Linked DNA regions of Homo sapiens: region 2 is linked to region 1. The links are chromatin loops, found by intact Hi-C in ENCODE. Cell type or tissue: endothelial cell of umbilical vein. All regions are shown on one strand. Links, peaks and the distances in the headings refer to the core of each region. The heading gives the core; the rest is flanking DNA. Region 1 overlaps LOC105378961 (a long non-coding RNA gene). Region 2 has its middle 55 kb from the start of LINC02118.

Region 1 (16,371 bases), core at 3,748-11,747:
TTGTTGTTAACACCTACATATTTAAAATATGGTTTACTTTAAACAATAGTTAAACTTTTTTTTCTAAGGAATCATGCATTATTACACTCTACTTATGAAGATGAATATACATTTTACGTTCTTGTAAGAAAAACAATTTTAAAACTTCCATGTGTGCAAAGAATATTTCTCTCACTCTCTTGATATCCCTTTCTCCTATGAAATATTCATAATAATACATGAAGTATTCAAGACTTAATTTCATCCCAAAATGCAAATCAAAAATTATTAGACCCTAAATTTTTGAAAATTCTCTCTGTATTTTCCACATGGTATTAACTCATTAAATATTTGTTGAATACAATTACTGAAAGTATTTCAAAGTCTTTCTTATGCTTAAATGAATTTTCAATAAAGAATAAATAAACTAGTAAACATAGTAAATTTATACACTGGAATACCTTTAATATATAGGTGTAATAAAACATATTCTATATACTGCATTACGAATTTGTGAACATACAAAAAAATCTTTATTGGAAGCGCAGAGACAATCAACTGCATTCAGTTTGCGTGGGAGGACATTTTTAGTGAAAACTATTGTAACACTTTCCATACTTTAAATCAGAGTTTTGTAATGATAAAATTTAATTAGTACTGGATAATTTTGGGACTTAAAAATATAGTACAATAAAAAATGCCATCCGTGAACTTCTCTATATTTATGTTGTATGAGATATATCTAGAAAACCCAAAGAAATAAATATTTTTAGTTAGGAATTTATTTTATAAATCCTCTCTCCAAAACACTAATAATATATGGTCAATTGCATGGTCATAGTAAAAGCATTGCGAGCAATGCATAGAGCCTTGCTTAATCTTGCTTATTCTTTACTAAGATAGAAAGTATTGATAGCACAGCAAAGCTCTCAAATATGAACATATGAGTTTGTATGTTGGCTTATTTTTAATAGTTTGATACTTGTGATCCATTTCTAATTGTATCTTAGAATTTTGAGGATTATTGTAGATGATGAGCTAACGTTAGGTTTTCCAACCTCCAACTTTCATCTTTAAGAATTTAACATATTCTCTTAGATATTTGCTTAGGAGAGGTAAATTTTTTTTCCTTAAAAGGATATAATTTGAAACCTGGGAAATATCTTAGTCCACCTCTTGAGTAACTTTTCCAGATAACAGAGAAGGGAAATTAGTCTAGAAAAGTTGGTGAATTTTAAGGATGATGCAGTAACAAAGTCAAATACCTTGAAATAGGACAACAGTTACCACATCTAGATTAATTTTTTTCCACGGTGTCGAACCTCTATCCAGAGCTTTATTAGATATTTAAATCATATTTCTTATGAAGGCTTGAGATGAAAATTTGATTTCAACTAACAACCTTTCCCTTTGCTACCTGCCTTTTCACTTATCCTTCTTGTTTTCCTGCATATCAAATTCTGCCAGCTGAGAAAAAAGTGTCTTGGGGCTCTCCTCCCAAAGATAGGATAATTTTGATGTCAGAATTTATCTAAACTCCTATTGAATATTTCATAGGTGTAAGTTTTTATTGATAATTTAGATGAGTTTTTAATACCAATCATCTTTTACGATAAAAAATTTATAAACTTATAACAGTAAGATTGAGCAATCAATTTTTTTCTGATTAGTGAACTTTATTTCGCAGAGCAATTTTAGGTTTACAGAAAACTGAGTAAGAAGCGCAAAGACATACTTTCCACTCCGTTCCACCCCTGTACACAGCTGCCTCTTACAGATGTCTTGAATTGATATAGTACATTTTTTATAATTAATGAACCAATATTGATACATTATTGTTAACAAAAGTTCATTGTTCACATTAGAGTTTACTTTTTGTGTTGTGCAGTTGTGTGGATGTTTCCAAATGCACAACGCCGTATATCTACCATTATAGTATCATACAAGAGTTTCAATGCCTTATCTTCCACAATACCCCGAACCAACCTCTGGCAACTACTGATCTTTTTTACTCTCTCTATTGTTTTGTCTTTTCTAGGACGTCATATAGTTGGAATCATACAGTATGTTGCCTTTTCAGACTGGCTTCTAACAACTAACAATATGCATATAAAGTTCCTCCATATCTTTTTGTAGCTTGATAGCTCATTTTTAGGTTGCTGAATAATTTTTCATTTTATGGGCATACAACAGTTTGCCTACCATTCAACCATTAAGGACATCCTCATTATTTCCAATTTTGTTATGAATAAAGCTGCTATACACATTCATGTGCAGGTTTTTCTGTGCACATAAGTTTTTACCTCCTTTGGATAAATACATAGAAACACAATTGCCAGATGGAGTGGAAAGACCATGCTAGCATTATTAAGAAACTGTCAAACTGCTTTCCAAAGTGTCTGTATCAGTTTAGATTCTCATTAGCAGTGAATGAGGGTTTCTGTGGTTCCACAGCCTCCAAAGCATTTGTTGTCAGTGGTTTGGATTTTATTCCTTCTAAAAGATATGTATTGATGCCTTTGATTTCATTTTGCAGTTCCCTAATGATATATAATGTTAAGCAACTTTTCATATTTATTTGCTATCTGTATATCTTCTTTGATGGAATACCTGCTCAGGCACATCAAGAAAATTATACCCAAAGAAAAATTTGATAAGTTGGATTTCATTAAAATTAAAACTTGTGCTCAGTGAAAAACTATTAAGAGAATGAAAAGACGAGCCCTAGACTTGGATTTAAAAAATGCAAACACATATCCAATAAAGAACTTGTATCCAAAATGTACAAAAAAGTCTTAAAACTCATAATAAGGAAACTGAAAAATCCAATTAAAATGTGGGCAAAACATCTGAGTAACCAATTTTTTAAACAGCAATAAGCATTCTGTACTCATAAATTTAACTATAGAACTCTATAAAAACTAAAGAACTACTTAGTTTGTATAATTTTGATGTTTATCAGTCTTTAATTTTTAAAAGACTGTTTTCACACTAAAAGGGAATTAAATGGAGCACTCAAAGGCCATTAACTGGGAAAAGCAACTCTAACACATCATTAACAAAAATGAGAAAAATGCTTTAGTATATATTATATTAATCAGTATAGATAAATAAAATAAAGACCAAAAGAATAATGCTGCTTTATTATTATTTTTAAATAACAGATTTATTGAGATATCACTTGCCTACCATAAAATTCATGATTTTTTTTTTTGAGTTGGAGTCTCGCTCTGTTGCCCAGGCTGGAGTGCAGTGGTGTAATCTCCACTCACTGCAACCTTCACTTCCAGGATTCAAGTGATTTTCATGCCTCAGTGTCCTGAGTAGATGCACACCACCATGCCCAGCTGATTTTTGTATTTTTAGTAGAGACGGGGTTTCACCATGTTGGCCAGGCTGGTCTCGAACTCCTGACCTGAAGTGATCTGCCTGCCTTGGCCTCCCAAAGTGCTGGGATTACAGGTGTGAGCCACTGCGCCCAGCCACATTCATAATTTAAAGGTGTATAATTTAGTGTTTTTTGAGTATAATCACGGAGTTGTGCAATCATCACCATCTAATTTTAGAACACTCACTTATCACAATGCTTTCGATATCTGTCCATGTTGAAACATGTATCAGCACTTCATCCTTTCTATTGCCCAATAATATTCTATTGACATCATTTATTATTGGCTTAGAAAACATTTTATGATATCTCATGCAAGATATCTGCTGAATGTTGACTATGTAACTAAAGATTTTCTTCTAGCAGTTGGTAATCAATCTTAAAAATGGCAAATAGTTTCAGCAGGGCCAAAGACAACTTTGATAGGATAAAAAAAAAAACCAGTCTTCTCAATTTTTCAGTATGTATTTAAGGATGCAGCAGATAAAATTCAAGAATATAATTAAGCCTTGTGCAATATAACTTAAAGAAAAACCAAAGACCTCTTCTACTGACCTTCAAAATGTATAAGTATCAATGGCTGAGTGAAAATAAAGCTAATTATTACAAAAAGAATTAGAATTTTAAAAAATAAAAATGTTGTGAGAAAGTGAAACTATTCAAAAGAAACGTTTAAATGTTTTTGTAAAGTATTGATTGTTTTATAATTAATAAATTTAAATGTTATAAGGTGATACATACATATTTCAAGATGAACAATTCTAAGTTTCCTCTATTTATAGAAAACCTGTTAGGAAATCTTACAAACTCACTAGGTAACTTGCTTAGGTAGTATGAGTGCTATTATTCTGAAATACCAACATGATTTTATTGTGGTAGATATATAATTATTTTAACAGATTAAAGACTCATTTATTCACTGAACCAATTATAATAAAATAATTTGTTCCATGTGTTTATTATGCAAGGATTACATTTTCCACAAACTAAATATAACATTTAACATGTTACATGTTTAAGAAAAATAAAGTCCTTTTACATTTAATTAAAATTATAAATTGCAAAAGTTATCAAATTGATGTGAAATCTACACTAAAACCTTTTCAGAGATTCATAAGAATGCCGAAAATGCACAAAAACAGGTTTTGTTGAGAACAAACTAGTCAAAAACTACTTTAGTTCTTTGCCCTGCCTTGAATGACTTGAACATTGTGCTAGTTTGACATCTTTAACAGTTTTAACAGATTTTCATCTGGTGGTGGTATAGGCTGAGCTTTCTGGCTTACTTTAGAAAATGTAGCACTGAGAAATCTTATGACCACTGTTACTAGCTCCCTTGGTGTGATGTGGCCTCAACAGTTACACCTTATAAAAATGGATCATTCTAAATCAATAAATAGCAGATTAACCTTTAAAATTTACATCGCTGTCTAGAATTTATAAATTATTTTGGTAATCACAAGCCTATTTCTTGTGATCCAGAGTTTACTATTCATCTTATTTATATTTATCTATAATTTTAGCATTAGAAAAAAGTAAAACAACAAGTAGAAGTATACAACAGTGTTACCATTGAGACCATGATGAAATAGTACACATTAGGTGATCTCATTCAACACATTTGTATAGATAACATAAAGAATGATGACTATAAGAACTTTATAATGTAATATATGTAAAGTTGCATATCCTATATGTCACTTATAATACAGATTTATTTGTCTCAAGAATAATTTAATCTACTGATGCATTATTGTTTGATTAGAAAAACAATTTTCCTGCAAGTAGTTTTATGTAGAAAGTTTTGAACTAAATAGGCAGACAAAGTTCTTTAAGAAAAATATTATAAAAAGCATATTGAAAATCAGTTACAATGTTCCACATAAATCAAAATAGTCCTGAAAATAATAGCAGAAAATAGCCATTGATGATGAAGTTTAAGGACAAGAAGTTTGATGGGTAGGAAGGAGACATACTTAACAGTTTATAGAAAAAAAATCTTTGATTCACCCATGGATTTTCAGAAAAATTTAGTTCAGTCAGCAATGACTCCTGGCAATAGATAGATGTGGTAAAACACACATCTAAAAATATATTAGAAGCCAAAAGTCTTCAATGGATTCAGAATTCTGTCTAAACATTTCTTTATATTTCTGTGTAGGTTTTTAATTACACTGATATATTTGTAGTACTGCGTTAACTTGAAATGATTTTATAAACCTGCCTTTCTAGTATAATTATGTTGATAATATTTAATTTAATTTATATATAGATTCAAACTGTCAATTAAATGCTGGTAATTATTGACTTCCACAAAGGAAACTCTTTTTCGGTAATAACTGCCAATCAAGTATCTTTCTATATCTCTGCTATTTCCTAGGCTGAATTCCACCAAACAGAAATTATGTTATTTGAATAAGGGTTGCAGATTACTTATCATATTATTTGAATACACGTAGAATTACTCCACAAATTGAGGAGGTTGCTTTGGATTTTAATGTCTTTGCTAGGTACTCTCCCTAGGCACAAGCAAAAACAGTCATGGATTTGTTTTCATTTGCCAGTTCAGCTAATTTTGTAAGTGCATACAAATTTATATCTGTAGCACTGAAACATATGTAGTACATTCCAAATTGGATAGACAAAATGAACTTGCCATTTTAAGGGAGCATGACCCTTGCCAAGACTTTTTGGCATTAGGTCTCAGCTAAGGGATCATTATCATTAGATCAAGTGTCTTACTTAATCCCTCATTGTAAATTAATCTCTCTCAAATGGTCACTCTCCATGACATCATTCTATTTGTATTTTATTCATAACTTTTACCAGTGTCATATTTGTTTATGTATTTGTTTTCCTAGGTATTGTCTATCTCCTCCAGTAGAAAGTGTCTTTTCCTCAAGGGCAACGTCTTCTCGTCTTGTTCAACTTCATATCCCTAGCACCTAGAACAATGTCTGGCATAGAGAAAGTGCTCACAATTATTTGTGGCATGAGTAATTCTCCCATCTCACATGTCTGTAAACCACAATACTCAGATCAATTAGTTTAATGGAGATGCCCACAACCTAATTTTTAATCTGACCTACCCAATATAGTCTCGGCACTATTGACATTTTGCGTTGAATTGTTGTTGTGAGGCACTGTCCTGTGCATTGTCCTATGTTTAGCAGCATCCTTGGCCTCTACCTACTACATGCCAGTGACACTCCCTTCCCTTGCCATGGCAATAAAGAATTGCAAAATGTAGCTCCAGGAAGGCAAAATTTCTTGGTTCAAACCAATGAAATACAAAGATGTCTGTCTTGCAGACCAATCACATTTAATCTTTGTATCAACTTGATCTCATAAGCATTTTCTATATTGTTTATTGAGAACTTAGTTCGCCTAATCAAGACACTCGAAAACACAAATTTCTCCATATACTCTCTTATTCCCACCTTTAAACCACCACCAAATTCTTTTCATAGTTCATTCATAATATCTTTTCATTCTCATTGAGAGTTATGTTTCAAGCTTTTTTCAACATTTCCTTGAATGACTGTATTTCCTTGGTATGACTGATTAATTTACCTAATGAAAACTTGGAACAGTTTCATGCCTTAATCCTGTGTCTTAGTCCATTTGTGTCGCTATAAAGGAATACCTAAGGATCAGTAATTTATAAAGAAAAGAGGTTTATTGGCTCACGGTTCTGCAGGCCATACAAGAATCATGACACCAGCATCTGTTTCTGGTGAGGGCTTCAGGATACTCCACTCATAACAGATGGCAAAGAGGAAGGAGCGTGTGCAGAGATCACATGGCAAAAGAATAGAACAAGAGAGGAGGGAGGTGCCAGGCTCTTTTAAACAATCAGCTGTGAAGGGAACTAATAAAGCGAGAACTTACTCATTACCACTAGGATGGCATCAAGCCAATCATGAAGGATCCACTGCCAAGATACAAACACCTCCCACCAGACCCCACCTCCAATAGTGGGGATTAAATTTAACATGAGACTTGGCAGACCAGATAAACCATATGCAAACCATAGCACCTTGTCTCAGCAAGCTTGGGTAGCATGGTTATCAGAAGAATCTGGTACAGCTGATATAGCTATGCAGCCTGTCATTTCCAGTGTTTCCTGTTCTCTTTTCTAACAAAAAGCTAATAATTTTCTCTTTGTCTCTGGGACTGTGGTACACTTTAGTCATTTCTTCATAGGAATGGACTTTATGCCATTTTATTGTGAGTGACTCTCACACCACCCACTGGCTCATAGGACTCTTGATTATTCATTAATCATTTTAATTTCTATGCTTGCCACTGTTGAGATTTTCCACATTTCTTGAAGCCAGAGAGTCAAGTACAATTAACTTTATTTTATTGAAAGCAAATTATTTCGACTTTACTCTTTAAATTCCATCCTGTGACAATAGATGTTACATTACTGATTGACTGGAAATCAATGATATTTGGGCAATATCCTGAGATGATTTAAGAGAAGTACGTTGAAAGTCTCCTACTTTCTGCCTCAACAGAAGAAAAAAAAAAGTCAGTTTATAATCGTTTGCAACTTCCAGAATATCCTTAGTTGTACAAAAAGGTGACATTTTTAAATTCTTGATATCAATGCCTTCATGCACATGTGCCTACACACACAGACACACTACATTTTTATACACCAAAATAATCAAAATGCATACTTAAATGGTTATTTTCTTCAACTCTAAGAAAAAAAGAAATGGTTGCAACAAATCATCTGTACTAATAAGGAACAAAGTAAAATTGTTTTGTTGCACAGTGGTAATAGATTGATTTAGCAGCTGTTTCTTAAGCTTTATTTTTGACATATTCTGGCTGGATGTACTACTTTTTTTTTTATTTTTTATTTTTATTTTTTTGATACAGAGGCTTTGCTCTCTTGCCCAGGCTGCAGTGCAGTGGCATGATCTCAACTCACTGCAACCTCTGCCTCTGAATTCAAGTGATTCTTCTGCCTCAGCCTCCCAAGTAGCTGGGACTACAGGCATGCACCACCATGCCCAACTAATTTTTTTATTTTTAGTAGAGATGGGGTTTCATCATATTGGCCAGGCTGGTCTCGAGCTCCTGACCTCATGATCTGACTGCCTCGGCCTCCCAAAATGCTGGGATTACAGGTGTGAGCCACTGTGCACAGAATGGATGTACTACTTTACAGTCATTTTGTAACTTGAAAACTACATTTTTTAAATTTTTCACTTGTATGTATTCACTGTGTTGCAAAATAAAAATTAACTTATTAATTTTCCAAAGAGGAGACATAAGTAAAATTATATTGTCCATTTTGAGACATTTCCTAGGTAGAAAGTAAAATCTCCTAAAATTTTATAAACACAATTAAATGACCAACAAAAACAAAAACTTCAAAATACACTTGAAAGTTAGGTTTACAAAATTTATCTTTATATTTTGTATCAGTAAAATATGTTAATCTGAATCATTTCATTAAAATAAGACTTAGAGGTAGATTTCTCCAATTTCTGTGATCACTTCTATTATACTGTTAAGAGTCAATGATTAAGTTAATTAGCTTGATTGGATCTTTCTACAAGGTACACATTAATCAAAACTATACATCATACCCCATAAATATACACAATTATTATTTTTCAATTAATAATAAATTAATTTTAAGAATGTTTTTCTAAAAGAGTCAATGACTGTATTTTTATGAGATTTAAAATATTTTTAAATTTATGTGCTCATTTTAAAATTTAGATTCATCTATAATATTTTAAATTAAAGAATAAAACAATTTAAGATCTTATTCCAAAAAAGATGAGAAAATAACTAATATTTTTAAATGGAAAAATTACATTTCTAATTCAATAAGGTAATTGAAGTGCATGATAATTTATACAAATTTGGTATTTTAGATCATAATTTATCAAATTCAGATTCTGTCCATAGTATCAATAATATATCATGTCTGATTTATTGTTCATTTACATAATATGTTTATTTTAATTACATTCAATAGCTTTACATACAGAAGCTGATATACATTTCTTATTTTTATTTACATACCTGTTTACAAACTAAAATTTTATTCCAAAGCCTTGAGTTCTATCAAATAGATATTTTTCTGATGATGGATAATATAATAGGTTATTTATATGTCAAAATAAAATTAGACCCGTCCCACTCAAGCTCACCATGTTATAACTTTATCAAAACATTTATCCAATAGGAAAATGTTTCAATTTTTAACATTTGAGATAATCCAATAAATGTATTAATATTCTAAGGCTAAATTTTAAATTGAAGAACTTTTCATTTCTTGAATTTCTAACTCATTTTTCTTTCTTTTCAGTTCCCCCTTACAGAGGGCACTAACATTTTTATCTTTTGATTTAACATAAACATGGAATTTCGTAGAAAGAAATGATTTAAACAGCAATTATATAACTAAAAAGATAAACTGCTTTTCTTTTCCACAAATAAAAAGGGTTATAAAAATGACCTACACAATAATCTCTTTCCTGATTAAATTTCTCATTTTACTTTATTCAAATTTAGGAAAATCAACCATTTTTTACCTGGTATTTCCAATCCCATTTTTATTTATAATTTAAGTATTCTGTATGATTTCTTTAATACACAAACATGAGTGTAATTAATAAAGTAAAGTTCTTTGAAAATAGTTTTTTGGCAGGTACATGCAGACCTTCAATTTCAAAAACACACTTGAACAGTAATTATAAATAATGGTTTAGTGTCCCAGAGGGTCTTGTCAGTGCAATCATTTATCTGTGTAAAAGTCTGTCTTAAATTTTGAATAAAAACCAAGGCACTAAATGTCTGGATTAAATGCTGACTTCTCTGAAGCTAAAAAAGGCATGTCTACCAATTTTAGTTGCTTTTCTTTTATTTGGCATTCATACACTGTTTCCCCTTAACGTGACAGTCTAAAGCAGACAAAGAAAAAGAGGCACTACACTTTTAGAGAGCACAAGTGACTGACATTAGGACCTCTTGACTGTGTGTCTTGCAGTCAGGGACATCCAGAGTGGTGCAGGTGGGGCTTGCACAAGGCCAAGGAACATCTGCTTTGCCACGATGAGAGTCAATGATAGTGCTCTGTGTTATCCTGCAACAAGCTTGAAGGTTAGGAAAAAAAAAAAAAAACAGAAAGAAAAGAAAAGGTTGTAGAAATTTCTATCACAAACAGAGCTAGTGCCAGCAGGTGAGACTGTAGCCCATTTGCGCATGAAGAGCTCCCTTAACAAATAAAATCATATTTTCTTTTCAATGTAATCCACAAAGATGAAGGGCAGAGAGTATCATCTTGGATCAGAGAACAAAAAAGATAGAAATAAAACAAATCTGATACATCCTAAGTAGCACTACTCTTATCACTTCTCAGAATATGTATTAAATACCTCATTTCAGCCAAGCCCTGACTGAGCTATCGCGAAAGAGCTGCTGTAAAGAGCTGCTGGTTTGTTGCAAATGTTGTACCTAACAAATAGATTGATGGTTGAGACTTGGCTCAGATATTTAAAATAATATGTTGTTTTTCTGAACATTTTCACATCTTGGCATATTACTCTCACATTTTGCCTGGATTCTTCTACTGTGATCCGTGGAGATGTTCCTTTCTAGAGAGTCTATGGGCACCTTCAAGGATGGGAGGGTATTTTTGACATCTCTGGTCATTAGCAATTATGCCTGGCAATAAGTGTTTGTTAAATGAACCTAATAATCTTAAAAGAATGTGCTCATTCTTCTAATTTGATTTTACTTGCTCATCAGAAAGTCAATACAGATCATCTAAAATATAAATCTTAAAATATTTTGTTTTATTTTGCTTTACTGGAAAACACAGTGCAAAAATCAATTAAATATTTAATTTTATTTAAACATGTTTATTTTGTAGTGTTCTTGTTAAAACTAATTTTGGCTTCTGTGAGGAGACAAGGAGCATGGTATTCCAACTTAGAATGCACTAATAATCTATTTTGTAGCTTCCAAAAATATGAGAAGTGTTCTCAAAAATGATCTTGCAGGGCTGGGCGCGGTGGCTCACGCCTGTAATCCAAGCACTTTGGGAGGCTGAGGCAGGCAGATCATGAGGTCAGGAGATCGAGACCATCCTGGCTAACAAGGTGAAACCCCATCTCTACTAAAAAAAAATACAAAAAATTAGCCCGGTGTGGTGGCGGGCACCTGTAGTCCCAGCTACTCGGGAGGCTGAGGCAGGAGAATGGCGTGAACCTGGGAGGCAGAGCTTGCAGTGAGCCGAGACCATGCCACTGCACTCCAGCCTGGGCGACAGAGAGAGACTCCATCTCAAAAAAATAAAAAATGATCTTGCAGGAGTATGTTCCATGGGTTTTCAAGACACGTATGAAATTCCAATGAACATCAGCAAGTCCCATTTCAATGATCTTACATAATGATATAGAAGCTAAAACAAAGATGATTTCTTCTAGATTGCTGAAAACATTTAAAAATTCACTATGTATTTTCAGTCTCTATATTTTTTATGGTCTGAATGTTTGTACCTCCTCCAAATTTATATGTTGAAACCTAATCACCAGTGTGATGGCATTGGGATGTGGGGCCTTTGGGAGGTGATTAGGTCATGAGAGCAGAGCCCACGTGAATGGTATCCAACCTTTAAAAAGAGTCCCCAGGGAGCTGCCTTTTGTTTTTCACTATGTGAGGATGCAGAGAAAAGTCCCCTTATATGAACTAGGAAATGGGCCTTCACCAGACACCAAGTCCACTGGCACTTTGACCTTGGACATTCCACCCTCTGGAATGGAGAGAAACCAATTTATGTTGTTTATAAACTACGTAGTCCATGGTACTTTGTTGTAGCAATCCAACTGGACTAAAACAAATTTTTTTTTTTTTTTTGAGACCCAGCCTCGCTCTGTCACCCAGGCTGGAGTGCAGTGGTGTGATCTTGGCTCATTGTAAGCTCCACCTCCCAGGTTCATGCCATTCTCCTGCCTCAGCCTCCCCAGTAGCTGGGACTACAGGCACCCGTCACCACGCCCGGCTAATTTTTTGTATTTTTAGTAGAGACAGGGTTTCACAGTGTTAGCCAGGATGGTCTCGATCTCCTGACCTCGTGATCTGCCTGCCTCCGCCTCCCAAAGTGCTGGGATTACAGGCGTGAGCCACCGCACCCAGCCTAAAAGAACATTTTAATCCTCAAAACAGAATATTTAAGGATATCAAATTGGGGTAGAATAGCAGCATCTGAATTTCTACACTGACCAAATATAGTTTTTTTTTTCATATTAAAGCTTCATAAAGAGATTGTACATTTATTATTTCAACACTACTGTTGAATTATTTTAAACCCTTCTGGGCTGCCAATAAGCAAACCCAACTACACAATAAATGAGAAACCCACATACCATTCCCATGATAAACTCAAAGAAAATTTTCTCCAAGACAAATAAAGGATAAGATTATATTTTAATTAAATATTATTGTATGTATTTTGATAAGTGCACCATAAAGAACTGCTTATATTGAGCTGATATTTTTATACATTATAGATTTTAAGAATTATTTTAACTCATAAACATCTTTTTTAAAATTACTCAATTTAATATTTTAAACCAAAGTTCAAAAGAGGTATCTTTTTGCTGTTGTTGTTGGGGTGTGCTGATTCTGGGTATTTCTGTAAGCCTTTGTACATATTACAATTACAACCCTACTGAAATGCACTGTCTGAGCTTTCTAAGCCAATTATGAATCTTGGAAGTGCAGCTCTGCTTCCTGACCAAAAGGAAGCCACCCAAGCACAATATTATAACTCCTTAGAGAGTAATTTTTCCATAATGGGTTTTACTTGAGTGACTCATACTGATTATATAAGATGCAACACAATTAAATACGCTTCTGTGTGGCTTTGCACACATGCAGTTGCTTCCTCAAATAACCTTAAAAAAGGAACAAGTAACGGCATACAGATTACCAATAGCCACTTCAATGGAGAAGCGTAGAAGAGGCTAGATAGGACAAGAAGAACTTTAGCAGAGGGAAACAGCAAGGCTCAGGAAAAAGAGGTTGATTGTTTCTTTAAGGTTAGGAGTCATAAGGCTGATGGAGAGATGGGGGTTAGAGATATGATTTGAAAAGAGCCAATTAAGTCCAGAGAGGCAGGGAAGTGGTTCCAGATGGCAGGTAAAACACAGGAGAAAGGGAAAGTGGTGGAGTGGGTAGAGGTGAAGAGGGTGAAGAGGGGGCCTTGAGAAAGAAACTAGGGAGGCTTTTAAATCTGAATTTAATGACAGAATAAAACAAGTACAAAAAAGCCAATGTTCTGAAACAATTTTCAATAACAATCTAATGTAATTCAAGTTCAGAATTTTAAGTATATTTGCAGCTGAGAGGTCCAACAGCATAATCCTTCACAAGAAGCTTCTTTTTCCTGCCCTAGCCTCCCTCCATCACCACCAAAACCTATGACATATACACACAAAAAATCACATGACTTATAGCCCACATTTTGAAAGAGGCTGGTATATTTTTCAAGGTTGTTTAACTCTGTAAGCATGAGATTTACATGTATTACAGGAAAATAAAAATGAATTTATAAACCCATGTTTTCCAGACTTGGGTTGAATTTCCCATGGCAACCTACCAATTTTCCTTATGGGGTTTAAGAGGTAAGGGAGGAAGAAACTTCATGTAAAAATGCCCTTGATCGCTACTCTTTGTTCAGACAGTAGAGACGGCCCTTCTTAGAACAGCAGAGATTTTCCCCAATACAACACTCAATCTGTTTTCCCAAATGACAGCCCTCTTTGAGTATTAACTGCCAGAGGTGGAGAGCAAATACTTTTTTGTTTCTGCTCTTCTATGGGGTGGCATTCTCAACAGTAGAAGTCAATGGCACTGAGTAAACCTGGTTCCATTGAGAGCGTAAGTATTTATTAAATATGTACTGGTTTAACTTTTTATTGGGTATCTATTATGGAGTAAGCCCTGTGCTGTGTAATACGGATGCAGTGACCAGTTAGGCAAAGTATTCTTCAGAAGTGTATACACAAGTGAGGGCATAGAATTCAGAAGACAGCTACAAAGCCAAATAAGAGAAATGGTAAGGGTAAATAAAAGGGTAACACATAAAACTAATGCTTATTCGTTGATGAGACATCAAGAACAGTTTCCATGATAAGTAGATCCCAGTAGCTTTAAGAATCCATACTATGCACAAGAACCCAAGGACAGAAACAATAGTTTCCAGGAGTTAACAGTAGCTGTTCAAGTTGCCTGGTCTCACAACAGTATATTTTAGCTCTTTTTAAAAGCTTTGGAAGCTTTGGCTACCGGTCAGTGTAACTTATTAAGCCACTCTCAGAATCACTTTCTCAGTATTATTGCCTCTGCAGAGAAAGAGTCTGGCTGAGAAGCCTTGAGTGTCAAATATACTAATGCAACTAACATAATAAAAATGTCCCCAGAGACATAATCTGGTGTAAGGCAGAGTAATATCAAAGTTTTAAAAAGCTTTATTGACTCTTTTTCTTAAATGTTCCAGATCAGTGGTTCCCAAACTTGGCTTCATAGTAGAATTGTCTGGGGAGATTTTTGTAAAAAGACAGATACTTGCACACACAATTCCAACCATCACCCAGAGACCTGTTACACAGCAGTGGTCAATGAAGCAATTCTAGGAATATACATATATAAGCTAGATTTCACGTACGTTAAACTCCCTTTTCAAAAATGCAGGTTTAGGATTTGGCAAATACTGGTTCAGGGAAAAAAATAATTGGCATTTGGAGACAGCAGTAAATTCTCCATTTGCCGCTAAGTTACTGTTTTCTTCTCTATGACTCAGGATCCAACATTCAGCACTGGCACAGGACAACATTAACCAGAGACGTCTACTCTCCTGACCAATGAGGTGCAGACTCCAGGGCAATGCTTCACCACAACTCTTACCTGATGTACTCAAAGACGATTGCATCCAGATGCCATCAACAAAAGTCTGAGTTTTGCCCTTGCCAGTACCAGAGATGGATAATGCTTCACTGTGTAGGGAGGATTTGAATGGCGAAGAGCCTGGATAGGAGAAAAGACAAGTTAATTAACCTGTCAAATCATTCTGTTCAGAGAACATAAATTCAAAGGAAATTGCATAATGAAATAACATTTCCATTTTCTTGGTTTTTTTTGTATTCTGATTCATTGTTCAAGAGGTACCTACAAATTAGTATGGTTTTGGCAAAGATCAGATATAATGTCTGAGGAATTTTGCAATGTAAAACAAGTTATATGATTCTTAAATTTGTATGTGCTTAGGACTAACAGGAAATGTAATTCTGATCCTTTACAATGGTTACTAGATAGATATCAAATACTAGAACATATATGAAAAATGTTTATAATAGGCGTAAAAAAATTAAAGACCTCTGTAATGTAAAAGAAGATGTTTAAAAAGTTATTTACATTTACTAAATTACACTCTTAATAACAATGCAGAATTTATTTTAAATATAATTATGTTTCAAATTTCTAATCCTTTAGCTAAAGGATTAGCAAGCTATGGTCCACTGCCTGTTTTTGTAAATAAAGTTTTATTGAAACACAACTTCTCTCTTTGTTTACTTGTTGTTGACGGCTGCTTTTGTGCAACAACAGCAAGGCTGAGTAGTTGTAATACACTGCATGTTTCTCAAAGCATAAAATACATATTATCCGACCTCTTTACAGAAAATATTTGCGGACCCCTGCTTTAGACCATTACTTGAATCAGATGTAAAATATGTCAAAATCTCCATAAAACATCATAGCAAAATTAACACTGAAAAATCGCCAAAATTAAGTAAATGTTTTATGAAATAAAATATATGTTTTATGAAATAAAATAAAGTTAATAATTTATTAACTATGTGTCTGTATTTCAATTTCATTTCTAAACATTGCCAATAAAACCAAAAGCCTTTCACACACATGGACAAGAATAATTAACTCAAAACCTCTTTAATATTTTGCTGAATCAT
Region 2 (16,371 bases), core at 4,443-12,442, 77 kb after region 1:
GGTGTTATCAGTTCTGGGACCCAGGCTTGATAGTCTTTTCCTTCCTGCTGCTATATACTATAGAAACCAGTCTGGTTCTCAAATAATCAAGAAAACATGTCTTCCTAATGATATACATTATAGAATAGGTAGCTCAAGGTGGCATGTGGCCAAATGGAAAGAGTAAACTTTTAGTTTTATGGGGTTTTCTCTTGAAAAAATATAAATTTTGCCTCTCTTACTCGTGTCTTAGAAACTAGTATCCCATAAAGGGAGCATTATGAGAGATACCAGAAAAGTAAGATTGAAAGCTTTTGAACTGGAGATGTTTCTCCTTGAAATTTATTTTCAATAAGATCTTCTGATGGACGCTTCAAATTTTGTGAAACAGTGTATGCACAAGAATCCATCAAGACACTCTGGCCACCTTGGACATACATTGTACATTTCTTTGAGTTTTCTTCCACATCCAATATCCGCAAGCATGACAAAAAACAAAACAAACAAACAAACAAAAAAACTCTTACATAAATCCTGCTTATCAAGAAAGAAAAAAATGCTCCATTAGTTCAAAGGATTAAATGAAAATAAATATTGATAATAATAATGCCTGGTGTAAACAGAAATATATAATAGTAGATAAAAATGAAAAAAGACAAATATACAGATTTGAATCAGAATCTACTTTTATATTAACATAATTTTGAGAATATTATTACATTATTATTAATACATTAATAAAGTCTATTCATGTTACCTGCAAACCACCATTTTTATTATTTTTATTTATAATTGATACACAATAATTATACATATCTATGTGGTTCCATATAATGTTTCAGTGTTTCAATGCATGTATACATTGTTTAATGTCAAATCAGGGTAATTACCATATCCATCCCATTAAACATTTATCATTTCTTTTTGGTAATAGCATTGAAAATTTTCTCTTCTAGCTATCTGGAAATATGCACTATCTTGTTATTAGCTATAGTCATCCTACTGAGTCATAAGATACCAGAACTTGTACTTCCTGTTTAACTGTAACTTTGTGCCCATTGACCAACTTCTCCAGGTACTGCCCTCCCTTCTACTCTCCTCAACTTCTGGTAACCACCATTCTACTCTCTTCCTCTAAGAAATCAACTTTTTCAGATGCTACATATGGGTGTGATCAGGTAGTGCTTGTCTTTTTGTGCCTAGCTTATTCCACATAACATAATATCCTCCACCTCCATCCATATTTCTGCAAATGACAGTATTTAATTGTTTTATGACTGAATGGTATTTCATTGTATATGTATACCACATTTGCTATATCCATTCATATGTAGATGAGCAATTAGGTTGATTCCACATATGGCTATGGTTGAGTAGTGCTGCAGTAAACATGGGACTTTGGTATAGGTTTGCATAGACCTGCTCACCTCAAAACAACATCTCTTTGACATACTGATTTCAAATCTTTGGATATATATTCATACATGAAATTGCTGGACTATGTGGCATTTTGAATTTTTGAGGAAACACCATATTGTTTTTTCATAGTGGCTGTACTAATTTACATTCCCACAAACAATGCATAAGAGTTTTCCTTTCTCCACATCCTCACCAGCATTTGTTATTTTCTTTACAGTAGCCATTCTAGTTGTTGTGAGGTGATATCTTGCTGTGCTTTTAATTTGCATTTTCTTGATGATTAGTGATGCTGAACATTTTATATATGTTGGCCATTTGTATGTCTTCTTTGGAGAAATGTCTTTTGTCCATTTTTCAATTGGATTTTTTGGTTTCATGCTATTGAGTGGTTTGAATTCCTTATGTATTCTGGATATTGTCCTTTTCTCAAATGGACAGGATACAAACAAATACTTTTTTCCATTCTGTAAGTTATCACTCCACTCTATTAATTGTTTCCTTTGCTGTGAAGAAGCTTTTTAGTTTTATGTAATCCCATTTTGTCTATTTTGCTTTTGTTTCCTGTGCTTTTATGTTCTTATTCAAAAAAATTATTGTCCAGGCCAATTTTATAAATCATTTTTTCTATGACTTTTTCTAGTGATTTTATAGCTTTGGGTCTTATATTTAATTTTTTAATTCATTTTGAGTTGATTTTTGTTTATAGTGAAAGAACAGGGTCTAGTTTCATTCTTCTGAATGTGGATACTAAGTTTTGCCAGTATCATTTATTGAAGAGACTATCCTTTCCCCAATGTGTGATCTTGGCATTTCATTAAAAATCATTTGATTGTAATATGTGCATTTATTTTTGAGTTCTCTCTTCTGTTCTATTAATCTATTTGTCTGTTTTTATGACAGTACCATGCTGTTTTTGGTAACTATAGCTTGGTAGTATATTTTTGAAGTTGGGTAGTGTGATACCTCCAGCTTTGTTCTTTTTTGCTCAAGATTGCTTTGGCTATCTGTGGTCTTTTGCATTTCATATGAATTTTAATTATTTATATTTCTGTGAAAAATGTCACTGGTATTTTTATAGGAATTGCATTGACTCTGCAGATCACTTTGAGTAATAGGGATATTTTAAATTCTTCTAATCAATAAACATGGGATTTTTTCCATTTAATTGTGCCCTCTTCAATTTTTTTCATCAATGTTTCATTGTTTTTAGGGTAGAGATCATTTACCTCCATGGTTGACTTTATTTCCAGGTATTTTATTATTTTTTGTAGCTATTGTAAATGGAATTGCTTTCTTGATTTCTTTATACAAGAGTTCACTATTGGGATATTAAAAACACTATAGATTTTTGTATGTTGATTTTCTATCCTGCAACTTTACTGAATTCATTTATTATTTTTTGATGGAGTTTTAAGTGTTTCTCTCTCTATATATATATGATCATAACATCTGAAAACATGGACAATTTGACTTGCTCCTTCTCAGTTTGGATGCCTTTAATTTCCTCCTCTTGGCTAACTGCTCTGGTTAGAACTTTCAGTACTATGTTGAATAAAAGTGGTGAAAGTGGGCATCCTTTTCATATTCCATATTTTAGAGGAAAAGGTCTCAATATTTCCCCATTTAGTATGGTGTTAGCTGTATATTTGTCATATATGGCCTTTATTGTGTTGAGATATGTTCCTAATATACTCAATTTGTTAAGGATTTTTATCATAAAGATTACTGAATTTTATTAAATGATTTCTTAGCATGTATTAAAATGATCATATGGTTCTTGTCCTTGATTCTGTTAATGTGATGTATCACATGTATTGATTTGTGTATGTTGAACCATCCTTGCATTCCTGAAAGGAACCCACATGATCATGGTGAATGATCTCTTTAATGTGTTGATGAATTTAATTTGCTGGTATTTTGCTGGGGATTATTGTATCTATGTTTATCAACATTTATTTGTAAAATTATAAAATATATCCCATTGTTTAGAAATCCCTCATTACTAATAATTGTTTCTGTAGTCTATAAGTTATACTTACCATCACTAATACTTTCTTGTTTTTATAAAAATGGTGTTTATCTTTTTCATGTCTGATGGTTTTTGTGGGTTAAAACACATAAGAGGATTGAGTAGACAATAATTTGTTTCATATTTCAGAAGCTAAAATCTCTTTTTGTAATAACAGATAAAAGCTGTCTGTATGCATACTTACAACTTTCTTCTGCTGCCTACTTACAACTTCTTTGCTTAACACATTTGTTTCCCCAGTTATTGTTTCTTGTATACATTCTCCATGTAAATTAAGTCTTCTTGAGTCACATAATTTTGAAACTATTCCATACTTACTAGTTTCTGAATGTCATGCTGTGATTCCTTCTGACTACCTAACTTTAATTTAACAAGTTATAATTTTCTGACTAGAAGTTCTTTTGATAATTCATGGTCATCTATTACTTTACTCACTAGAAAATGTCAACTTTCTCATAACTAATTTGCTGACATTTTCAATAGATCCATTAATTTTTTGTTGACACGTTTCAATCGATTTTGGAGAAAATTGTTTAAAATATATACTTTGTATCTTTGTCTACTTATCTCAGTTTTATTAATTTTGCTTTTTATATATTGTTAATTCTGTGTCTAGATTCAGACAGATTGATTGATAGACGAATAGATAGATAGATGATAGAGAAAATTAACTATCCCTATTATGAACATAAAAAAAGATAAGAAAGGTTACTATCACATTTAACTGTACTACTTCTAAAATCAGAACACTTGACTTGGAATCAAGACTTTACCATTTATTAGCTGCATAATTGGGCATGCCCATTACACCCTTGGGGGCCTCAGTTCCCATCTCTGTAAAATGGGATGAATGTAATAACAGTGTTTATCTCATAGCTTTGTTACAGATATTGAAAGAGTTAATACTTAGAACATTACCTGGGCTTACTAAGCTCTCAATAAATGGTAACAATATTATTACAGATTATCATTCTTTGACACATTTACAGCTTTGTACCCACAATTCTATTTTTGGTATAAGTACCACCTGTTTTCATCTTGTTAGCAATTGCATAGCACATTTTTTTTCATTTTCTTTATATTCAATATTCCATTTTGGCTTCAGGCAAGTCTCTATAGATAGCACAGTTCAGAATAATTTTGAAGTTACATTTATTTTCTAGTTCTGTTATTTCTGTGGTTAACTATTGTTATCATCAATACTTGAAATTATCTTTCTACCAGACTAGAAATAAAGTTTTCTAATCTGGCAATAATCACCAGATAATTATTTGGTATTTTGATTCCATGTTACCTTTATATAATTAGATTATTGGGAAATAACAATGTTTTACTATTTTTCCCCTTTCCATTTCTCCTTGAGTCTGACTTCTTACTCTAATTACATTTTGTCTGTATAATATATTCTCTGGTAAATTTTTCAGAAAAAGTTCAGTAATTTTAAAGCATTCTGAGTTTTTGTTATGTCTAAAATATTTACTTGGTTTTCATATATAATTGGGCATAGACACCAATATTCAAAATTATTTTTCTTCACAAATGTGCAAGCATCTCTCCTCTATCCTTCAGTATTCAATCCTGCTTTGAGAAGTTTGATGTTAAACAGATCCTCATTCCTTTGTAAATAATCTAGTTTATTCTCTGGAGAAACGTTTAGTTTTCTATTTTTATTGTGATGCCCTAAAACCTCACTATAAAATGTTTCAGTGTGTGAGTATTGAACACTTCTGCACCACTGTGGTAGGCTATATTTTCAGATGGTTTCCATTGTGATCCTTTCATGGCAAGAGAGATTTTGCAGATTTAATTAAAGTTATGAATCAAGCGATTTTCAAATAGGGAAATAATCTGGGAGGATGGAAAGTCTTATATGTTAGCAGAACTGGAAGTTAGAGATTTAAAGCATGAAAGATATTTGACAATGGAGGCTCTTTATTGCTGCACTAGAGGTGACCATGTGGCAAGTACCTGAGAGGGATACCAGGAGCTAAATCAATCCCCAACCAAGAGTGGACTTCAGTCCTACAAGGATAATGAGCTTAATTCTACCAAAAACTTGAATAATCTTAGAAGGAAATTCTTCCCCAGAAGCTGCAGATAAAAGTCCAGCTTGATTTCGGCACTGTAAGACCCTAAGCAAAGAACCTGGTTAAGTCCATGTGTACTTCTTACCTACAGAACTATGAACTAATAAACAGGTGATGTTTTAATTCACTGCATTTATAGTCATGTGTTATACAACAATAAGAAATAACAAATGCACAATGTATCCTCTTGGTACGTATGTTAGCTATCTCTTATGCCCTATTCTTAGTCAATGTTTAGTCCTATCATTTTTGTGGCAATCAGATTTGCATAGGTATAACCTCACAGCTCCTTTTCTCAACTACTTGCCTCTCACTTTCAGAATCAGGCTACCTCTGAAACTGGTGTTGCATGCTTATGGGAACAGGCTTAGTAGTCATTCATGTGCAACCTGGGGGTAAAAGGGACTTATAAGGCACCCTTGATTACTGGGGCAGGAGGCAGACGTAAAATGTTCTTCAACTTTTATTATCTAGTGATTAATCTATGATATGCTCTGGGCTTATTAAAAGGTCCCTACAGAATGGTCTCAGTTGCACAGATTTTTGACCACTCAACAATGTATCCTTTTATTGATTCATTATCAGTTACCTAGTCCAGATCTCTGGAACCATTGACCAAAATCAACAACCTTTAGGAACCCCCTACTTTCAGAGTCTAATTTCAGCTAAGGCAGTGGGAAATGAGCAATGAGTCCTTTCCATGCCTCCTTTAGGCACTGGTTTCTTTCTTTTGGGAATACAGAATAATCTCATTTTATTATTTTCATTGACATTTTGGAACTGCCATTTTTTTTATATATTTCAATCATAGTATTTGAGTATTTAGTATTAGAAGCTGCTAAATATGTCAGCTCAGATTTTTTGTACCCACATGATTTGAACAACATAAACTACATTACAGACTTCCTGATACCATTTCATTTTTCTATTTTAGTATACTAAATATTCCTGAACACATAGCTTTATTTGAATAATTTTTTGAATCAGTGTGTATGCATGTGAGTATAGACAAATGCATGTTGTTAATTGTTCCCTGATCAATCAAACTGAGTTCAAAAGTTTATATGCTATTTTTTAAAAGCAGTCTTTTAGGTTCTTTGTTGATATGTCTTTACATGATTATCTAAAGAGTAAAAAAAATACTATTTATATGTTCTATTATAACTTCTCTATTTTTATCATCCTAATTGGCCAGAATGTTGGAAGCCTATAGGGTTTAGCTGTATTTCAAACATCCCAATTTGTAGCAGACACTGTTGGTTACCCACAAAACAGACATACCCCAGGGCCCCTTCTGAGATCCAGAGGGAAAATTCGGCTTAGGCTAAATCAACAATGACATTTTCATTACCTTTGTCTATTAGTCTGTTCTCACACTGCCATAAAGAACTACCTGAGACTGGGTAATTTATGAAGAAAACAGGTTTAATTGACTCACAACTCTACAAGCTCAAAAGGAATCATGACTGGCAGGCCCCAGGAGACTTATGATTATGGCAGAAGGCAAAGGGGAAGTAAGCGCATCTTACCATGGTGAAGCAGGAGAGGGAGAGAGAATGGGAAGTGCCACATACTTTTAAACCATCAGATCTCGTGAGAACTCACTCAGTATCATGAGAACTGCAAGGGGGAAATCTGCCCCCATGATCCAGTGAACTTCTACCAGGCCCCTCCTCCGACACTTGGGGATTACAATTTGAGATGAGATTTGGGTGGGGAAACAGGACCAAACCATATCAAGTTACCAGGTATATAATTTGGTATTTGACACAAATTTTACCAGTAGAAGGTAAGAGCACATCAGCCAGGAAGCTTCTAGGAAAATATCCTGCTCTTGAGCCCTGGACATAAGTAAAGGATTCCCCTTTTACTATTTCTTTGAGTGGGATTGTTTAAAATTTTTAATTAAGAGACTTTATTTTTTAGACTACTTTTAGGTTTACAGAAAAATTGAGCGGAGAGTATAGAGAATTCCCATATATTCTTCTTTTCTCCTCTCCTGCATAGTTTACGCTAAGGCTCATTCGTTGTTTTATACATTCTATGTGTTTTGACCAATGTATGGCATATACTCACCATTACAGGATCACCCAGAATAATTTCAGGGACTGAAAACTCTCCTGTGTTCCACCTGTTTGTCATGCCTTCGCTCTCTTTTCCTGAGCCCCTTGCAACCACTGATGTTTCCGGTCTTGCCTTTCCCAGAATGTCATATAATTGGAATTATATAGTACATTGTTTTTCAAGCTTAGTAATATGAATTTAAAGTTCCTTTATGTCTTTTGTGTGGCCTGATGACTCATTTCTTTTTATTACTGAATAACATTCCATTGTATAGATGTAACACAGTTTATCCATTCACTTATTGATTGGCATCTTGGTTGCTTCCACGTTTGGCAGCTATGAATAAAACTGCTATAAACTTTGACATGAAGGTTTTTATGTGAATAGAAGTTTTCACCTCATTTGGGTAAATACCAAGGAACACGATTGCTAGACTGTATGGTAAAGGTATGTTTAGTTTTGTAAGAAACTTTTAAACTGTCTTACAATGTGATTGTACCATTTTGCGTTCCCACGAGCAATGAATGAGAGTACCTGCTGCATAACATCCTCACCAACATTTAATATTGTTAGTGTTTTGGATTTTAGTCATTCAAATAGGAACGTAGTGGTATCTCTTTGTTCTTTTAACTTGCTCTTTCCTGATGACATAAGATGAATATCTTTTCATAAGTTTATTTTGTGTGTGTGTATATATATATATATATATATATATATATAAAAAACATAGAAAATATATATGTATAAGGTGTCTTATATATAAGGTGTCTGTTCTTATATTTAATATTTTAATTCGGTTATTCATTTTCTTATTGTTGAATTTTAATAGTTCTTTGTGTATAAGTCCTTTAGCAGATGTATATTTTGCAAAAACTTTCTCTCAGTCTCCTTTTATGGAACAGGTTTTAATTTTAATAAATTCTAACTCGTCATTTTTTTTTCTTTTATGGATCGTGTTTGTTATGAGAACAACTTAGAATTGTAATGTCCCCTCCTTCCCCAAACTGGAAAGGTGCTGAGAGATCAAAGAATGGCTTGGGTAAGTCTGGTTTGATGAGTAGATGAGTTTATTAGGACTTACATATAGGGCACTCCTGGATAATGGTAGGACAGCTCTAGACGTCTATGCCACCTCCCTTCTCTAAACTGTTTTTGAGCTAATTTTCTGGCTCTTTGTTCATTGTGTTTGAACAATGAAACTGTTTTCCTTGGTAGGTTCTCAGATACTCTCCAGGATGTTTAGGTTCTCAGGGACACCTGTCCATACCTGGGCACCATTGCCTTGGTTCACTGTATAGCCTTCAAGGTTCAGGCAAAGGACACACATCTGTAAATAAGCTAGTCAGGGGCCCATCACACTACAGTGATTTTAGTGTTTTCTCTAAATGCTCATTGCCAAACCCAAGGCCACCTAGATTTTCTCCCATGTTGTCTTCTAGGAGTCTTGAAGTTAGGGAGTGCCAGTTCTCTAACTTTAATTTTCCCCTTCAAAACCATGTTGGCTATTTTGGGACTTCTGTCTTTCCATATAGACTTTCAAATCAGTTTGTTGATATTTACAAAATAAATTGCTGGAATTTTAATTGGGATTGTGTTGAACCTACAGATGAAGTTTAGAAGAACTGACATTTTAACAATATTTAGCATTCTCCTATTTTAAACATAAAATATTGTCTATTTCCTTATAATAAATCTTCTTTGATTTTAAAGTAGGTTTTTAAAAATACTTTTGCAGCTCCTTACTTTGTGAGCTAGGTATTATTCATGCTAAGTGCAGGAATCTGTCACCCTGGACATTCTAAATTTAGCCCAGGCTTCTGGTTCCATGACTAGTATACAGACTGAATTTTTATTTTTATTTAATTCTTACATGTATCAGTGATATAACAGGGAGAGAGTGATTGCACTAACCCTTTCTACTATACTCTCTAGTCCCAAGATCATACTTGCTCTGAACTCTTCATTTGACTGCATTTTGAGATTCATCAAGTCATTGATTGTGTTAAAATTCTTCACATTCATAGTTTCCTTGACAGTCTGATGGATTCACTTGTTCCTCACATTAGCAGTCTTTGCTACAGTGAATGAGAAAAGGAGGAAGGGAGGAAGTGTGAAAAGGTAAGCTTGAGAGTGAAAGGTCTCTGGCACCTGTGTGTGGGTTGTTATTTACATTCTGAGCACACTTCTGCAAGCTTAGTAATATTCACCATTCTGCAGTGTGCCATGAAATTAACTAATGGAGAAACATTTTATGAGTATCCTCATTGAGATTCACAGACTTAACCCAAAAAACAAATAAACAACAAGAACAACAGCAACAACAACAAAAAACCACTAGAGACCATCAGCAATATCCCTAACAAAATAAAAGAGTTTATGAAGGTTGAGAATAATTTTACTCTTACACAGGCATAAACTTTGTATTTCAAATAAGTGATAAATAATCTTTTAAAAAGACAATGTTCATAATGTTTTCGTGGGTTGGATTAGAATTCTATTTCATGTCAGTTCTGCTTGTGAATGATGTCATTTATTGGTAAACATTTCCAAGATATTTTTACATTGACAAAGAAAACAGGTCAGATATGAGTTGTTTTCCTTGATGCTAGTAATCATGTTTGAAATACATTAAAAATTGTCTCAGTTTGAGGTTTAATTTAGGATTACTTTTCTTTCTGTGTATCAAACACGATTATTAGTTTTCTGGAGAACAGTATACATATGTCCATATAACCAGGTGAATCTTCTGTGTTTGTTCCATGTACCGCAGAAAAACAAGTTCATTGACAAACTGTATAAAATGTGCAAACATGGACAATTTTGCCCAGTCTCACCTCTCTACTGGACCAATGAAATTCTCCTAGTTGCCAACTCTATACAAGCCCTGTCTGGGCAGAATTGTTCCTAATAATCCTTGTCTGAAATTAAGTACCCCGTGGCCTAATCCTGCATGATAAAACTTTCTAAAACCCAAGTACTCAAGTTACTCCAGAATTTCATGTGAATAAATTCATCTGATCAGTGGCAAGTTTCTAATGAATTCAATTTGATGCTTGATCCCTACAGATTTTCCAGTGGTCTTTGAGGAGAATTTGGCATTAATTATAAATACGCCATTATATGATTTTTACACTACTTTATCTTGCAACTTTGTAGTTTTAAGAGGCTTAGAAAAATTTTATTGATGGTATAAGGTTTTATGTTTTAAAATTTTACTGCTACTCAGCATTCCATAATATTACTAGTATAATTTATTGACCAATTTCCCTACTGGGTTTATCTATTCTCAGGCTAATGCCACTTTTTATAATATCTATACTTTATAAAATAGCTTGAGAATAACTGTTCTACTTATTTAAAAAATTGTTTCTTCAATTTTTTTTCTTTTACTCTTCTGTGAAATGCTTGTTAAATTTTAAGAAAATCTTGTCATGATTTGGATTCAGATTGTATTGCATTATAGATAAATTTAGGAAAAATAGTTTTTTAACATTGAACCTTCCCATCTAGTAACAAATTCATATTATCTTTATGCAATTCTACTTATGTATTTAGAGTGAGTCTTGAGAGAAAGAAAGTTATCAATACCATCAGTTTCAGTACTGAGTGAAAGATGTAGAACATAAAAAAATCAGCAACAAAAGCCAAAATTGACAAATGGGATCTAATTAAACTAAAGAGCTTCTGCACAGCAAAAGAAACTACCATCAGAGTGAACAGGCAACCAACACAATGGGAGAAAATTTTTACACTCTACCCATCTGACAAAGGGCTAATATCCAGAATCTACAAAGAACTTAAACAAATTTACAAGAAAAATCAAACAACCCCATCAAAAAGTGGGGGAAGGATATGAACAGACACTTCTAAAAAGAAGACATTTATGTAGCCAATAGACACATGAAAAAAATGCTCATCATCACTGGCCGTCAGAGAAATGCAAATGAAAACCACAATGAGATACCATCTCACACCAGTGAGAATGGCGATCATTAAAAAATCAGGAAACAACAGGTGCTGGAGAGGTTGTGGAGAAATAGCAACACTTTTACACTGTTGGTGGGACTGTAAACTAGTTCAACCCTTGTGGAAGTCAGTGTGGCGGTTCCTCAGGGATCTAGAACTAGAAATACCATTTGACCCAGCCATCCCATTACTGGGTATACCCAAAGGATTATAAATCATGCTGCTATAAAGACACATGCACGTGTATGTTTATTGTGGCACTATTCACAATAGCAAAGACTTGGAACCAACCCAAATGTCTACCAATGATAGACTGGATTAAGAAAATGTGGCATATATACACCATGGAATACTACGCAGCCATAAAAAAGGATGAGTTCATGTCCTTTGTAGGGACATGGATGAAGCTGGAAACCATCATTCTGAGCAAACTATCACAAGGACAGAAAACCAAACACTGCATGTTCTCACTCATAGGTGGGAATTGAACAATGAGAACACTTGGACACAGGGTGGGGAACATCACACACCTGGGCCTGTCATGGGGTGGGGGGAGGGGAGAGGGATAACATTAGGAGATATATCTAATGTAAATGACAAGTTGACCAGTGCAGCACACCAACATGGCACATGTATACATATGTAACAAACCTGCACATTGTGCACATGTACCCTAGAACTTAAAGTATAATAAAAAGAAGAAAATAAAAAAATCCAGAAAATAAATAAAGGATATACAATGTATTAATCTTTAAATAAAAAACATATGTATTTATTAAGAGTCTACTTGTTAAGTGTATTTTTGGATATACATATAGAGAGACATGTGAATTTTACCAATATGTTCTTTAAAATTTATTTTTAGGTAGTGAAATTTTAGGTTACTTTAATTTTTCTACTCATTGTTTAAATTTTTGAAATCATTGTAATTAGAATATTTTGTATGATACAGAATCATAAAACTGTCATATTATACTCAATGTTAATGAATAAATAATTTTTTATATTATCAAAATGGCCATATTGCCCAAAGCAATTTACAGATTCAATGCTGTTCCTATCAAACTGCTAATGACATTTTTCACAGAATTAGAAAAAACTATTTTATAATTCATAGGGAACCAAAAAAGAGCTCAAATAGCCAAGGCAACCATAAGCAGAAAAAACAAAGCTAGAGACATCATGTCACCCAAGTTTAACTATACTGCAAGGATACAGCAATCAAAACAGCATGTTACTGGTACAAAAACATACACATAAACTAATGGAACAGAATAGAAAGCCCAGAAATAATGCCATATACCTACAACCACCTGATCTTTGACAAAGTTAACAAAAACAAGCAATGGAGAATGGACTCTGTATTCAATAGGTGGTCCTGGGAGAACTGGCTAGCCATATGCAGAGGAGGGAAGCTGTACCCATTCCTTATACCGTATATAAAAATCAATTCAACATGAGTTGATTAGACTTAAATCTAAAACCAAATACTATACAAACCCTGGAAGATAACCTAGGAGATACCATTCTGGACATAAGACCCAGCAAAGACTTCATGACAAAGATGCCAAAAGCAATTTCAACAAAAACAAAAATTGACAAATGAGACCTAGTTAAACTAAAGAGGTCTTGCATAGTGAAAGAAATTATCAACAGAGTAAAGAGACAACCTACAGAATGAGAGAAAATATTTTCAAACTATGCATCTCACAAAGGTATTTTATCCGGAATCTATAAATAACTTAAACAAATTTACAAGCAAAGAACAAACAACCCCATTGAAAAGTGGGCAAAGGACATGAACATATCCTTTACAAAAGAAGACATACACGAGGCCAACAAGCATATGCAAAAATGCTCAACATCACTAATCATTAGAGAAATGCAATTTAAAATGACAATGATGTACCATCTCACACCAGTCAGAATGGCTGTTATTAAAAAGTCAAAAAATAACAGATGCTGGAGAAGTTATGGAGAGAAGGGAATACTAATGCACTGCTGGTGGGAATGTAAACTAGTTTAGCCATTTTGGTAAGTAGTTTGGCAATTTCTCAAAGAACTTAAAACAGAACTACCATTCACCCCAGCAATCCCATTATTGGGTATATACTCAAAGGACTATAAATTATTCTACCATAAAGACATAGGCATGCTTATATTTATCACAGCACTATTCACAATAGCAAAGACAAGGAATCAACCTAAATTATCCATCAATGGTAGACTGGATAAAGAAAATATGATACATATACACCATACAATACTATGCAGCCATAAAACAGAATGATATCATGCCTTTTGCAGCAAAATGGATGGAACTGAAGGCCATTATCCTAACCAAACTAATGCAGAAACAGAAAAACAAATACCACATGTTCTTACTTAGAAGTGGAAGCTAAATATTGAGTACATATGGACTCAAAGAAGGGAACAACAAATACCAGGGCCTAGTTGAGGGTGGAGGTTGGGAGGAGGGACAGGATTGAAAAACTACCTATCAGGTACTATGCTTATTACCTAGGTGACAAAACAATTTGTACACCAAAACCCTGTGACATGCAATTTACCTATATAGAAAACCTGCACATGTAACCCTGAATCTAAAATAAAATTGAAATAAAAATTAACCAAGTTTGTTTTATTCTGCTTGTTATTATTTTTTCTTCATTTATAATTTTAAATGAGGAATATTTCATTTTCTTTCAATTACATTTCAACATCAATTAAAATAATATTAAGCAGGGCACAGTGGCTCATGCCTATAATCCCAGCACTTTGGAAGGTCAATGAGGGAGAATAACTTGATCCTGGAAGTTCCAGACCATCCAGGACAAAAGAGAACATGGCTCTACATAAAAAAAAAAAAAAAAAAAAAGCATGATATGGTGACACACACCTGTGTTCCCAGCAACTCTGGAGGCTGAGTCGGGAAGGTTGCTTGAGCCCAAAATTTGGAGGCTACAGTGAGGTATGATCCCACCACTGCAGTCCAGCCTGGGTGACAGAGCAAGACCCTGTCTCAAATAATAATAACAATGATAACAAATTTTATTTTATTCAAATTTTAATAACAAAATTCATTCATATGTTTTTGAACATTTAAGTATGCCTGTATTTCTGAGATAAGCTGCATTTGGTTATTATATTTATTATTATTAATATTTTAATTGCATTAATATTCATAATTTGCATTACTTTTTAAAATTTCATACTTACATATTTTGATTGGTAACCAGTCAAAAAATATTTCCATCTTTTTCCTAGGATAGTAATATGGTCTGAAAGTTTGTGTCTCCCTAAAATTCACATGTTGGAACTTAATTCTCAATATGATAGTATTAAGAGATGTGGGCTTTAGGAGTGATTAAGTCTTGAGCAGGGAACCCTCATGAATGAAATTAGTATTCTCACAAAGGAGACTTGAAGAGCCTCCTTTCTCCTTCTGATATCTCAGGATACAAAGAAGATGCCATCTAGGAAGAATGAGTCCTCATCAGACACCATATCAGCTGGCACCTTGACCTTAAACTTCCCAGATTCTAGAACTGTGAGCAATAAATTTCTGTTGTTTATACATTACACTGGTTAAGGCATTTTGTCTTAGCAGCCTGTGTAGACAAAGACAGATAGGTACTACTTCAATAGCGAAGGAATTATCTCTTTCTTCAAAGTTTGCTAAAACTCACCTGTAAAATATCCTTGTCCTGGCACCTTTTTAAGAGGCATATACTCGACTTTTCTTTCAATATCTTCAAAAAATTTAAGCCATTCACTTTTTTTTTAATTTTTTGAGGGAACTTTGATCATTTAATTTTTTGAAAAATAGATGACTAATCCAGGTTGATGGTTGTCAACTTGGGCAACCCACAGACGATGTCTAGAGTGTACGAGAGTATTTTTGACTTTTACAATAACTAGGTAGACTCACTAGATACCAGTAATGTATAGAAGGCCCAGTAAACATGATCCAATACATTGGACAGCCTTTACACAAACTAACAAAATAATCCTCAAAATTGCACCTATGAGAAACATAAACCTAATAATGGAGATTCACTGGTGTAATGATGTACATAATATTCTTTCATACGTTGAAATAGGTATCATTTAAATGTCTTTATTATTCCTTTTCAACATCTTAATAAGACTTGCAAAGATTTTTTAGACCACCACTACAGTCAAGATACAGAGCAGTTTCATCACAAGTACAGACTCCTCTATTGCTCTACCGCTTTTTAACCAACCATTGGCAGCCATTAAGCTGTTCTTTATCTGTATTATTTTCTCACTTCAAGATTTATATAAGTGAAACCATACAGTCCATACTTTTGTATTGGCTTTATATTTCATTCAGCATAATTCCCTTACAATGCATTCAAATTGTTGTGTTCATTTTTTTACATCACCGAGTATTACATTCTGTTTAACCATTCACAAGTTGAAGAGCATTAGTTGTGCATAGTTTGGGCTATTATGAATGAAAACGCATGTAAAGATTATTGTGTTTTCTTATCTCCAGGACACCACCATGAAAACGCATGTACAGATTATCGTGTTTTCTTATCTCTGGGATAAATGTTCAAGAGTGCAGTTGCTGGATAGTATGATAAGGAAGTGTTTGGATTGTAAGAAGTCACATATTACTTTCCAGAGTGGCTGAATTATTTTACATTCCCACCAGAATTGTTCAAGTGACCTGTTTTTTCTTCATTATTGCTAGCATTTGGTTTTGTTATTATTTTTAAAGTTACCTATATAGAAGCACATTGATACCTCATTGTGGTTTTAATTTGCATTTATCTAATGACTAATGATGTTGAAGTA

What was found. Peaks named below come from ENCODE experiments on the same cell type or tissue, not always from the same donor. Only the 100,000 strongest peaks of a DNase experiment are listed, where the experiment ranks them.
Region 2: it touches region 1 in a loop (7-fold over the local background); 2 of 110 quality-filtered maps call a loop at or near these places.

What each region holds. Positions count from the first base shown.
Region 1 is chr5:52,131,319-52,147,689 of GRCh38, reverse strand. It overlaps LOC105378961 (a long non-coding RNA gene), which reads right to left. Exons shown (of 4, transcript XR_948318.2): 3 at 15,311-15,430; 4 at 10,200-10,494. Among named protein-coding and RNA genes, the nearest start is that of LINC02118, 130 kb to the right of the region's middle. In endothelial cell of umbilical vein, for the core only: no CTCF peak of the experiment used is centred there; a DNase peak (open chromatin) is centred at 7,419.
Region 2 is chr5:52,054,841-52,071,211 of GRCh38, reverse strand. No RefSeq gene overlaps it. Among named protein-coding and RNA genes, the nearest start is that of LINC02118, 55 kb to the right of the region's middle. In endothelial cell of umbilical vein, for the core only: no CTCF peak of the experiment used is centred there; a DNase peak (open chromatin) is centred at 7,851; H3K27ac peaks cover 416 bases.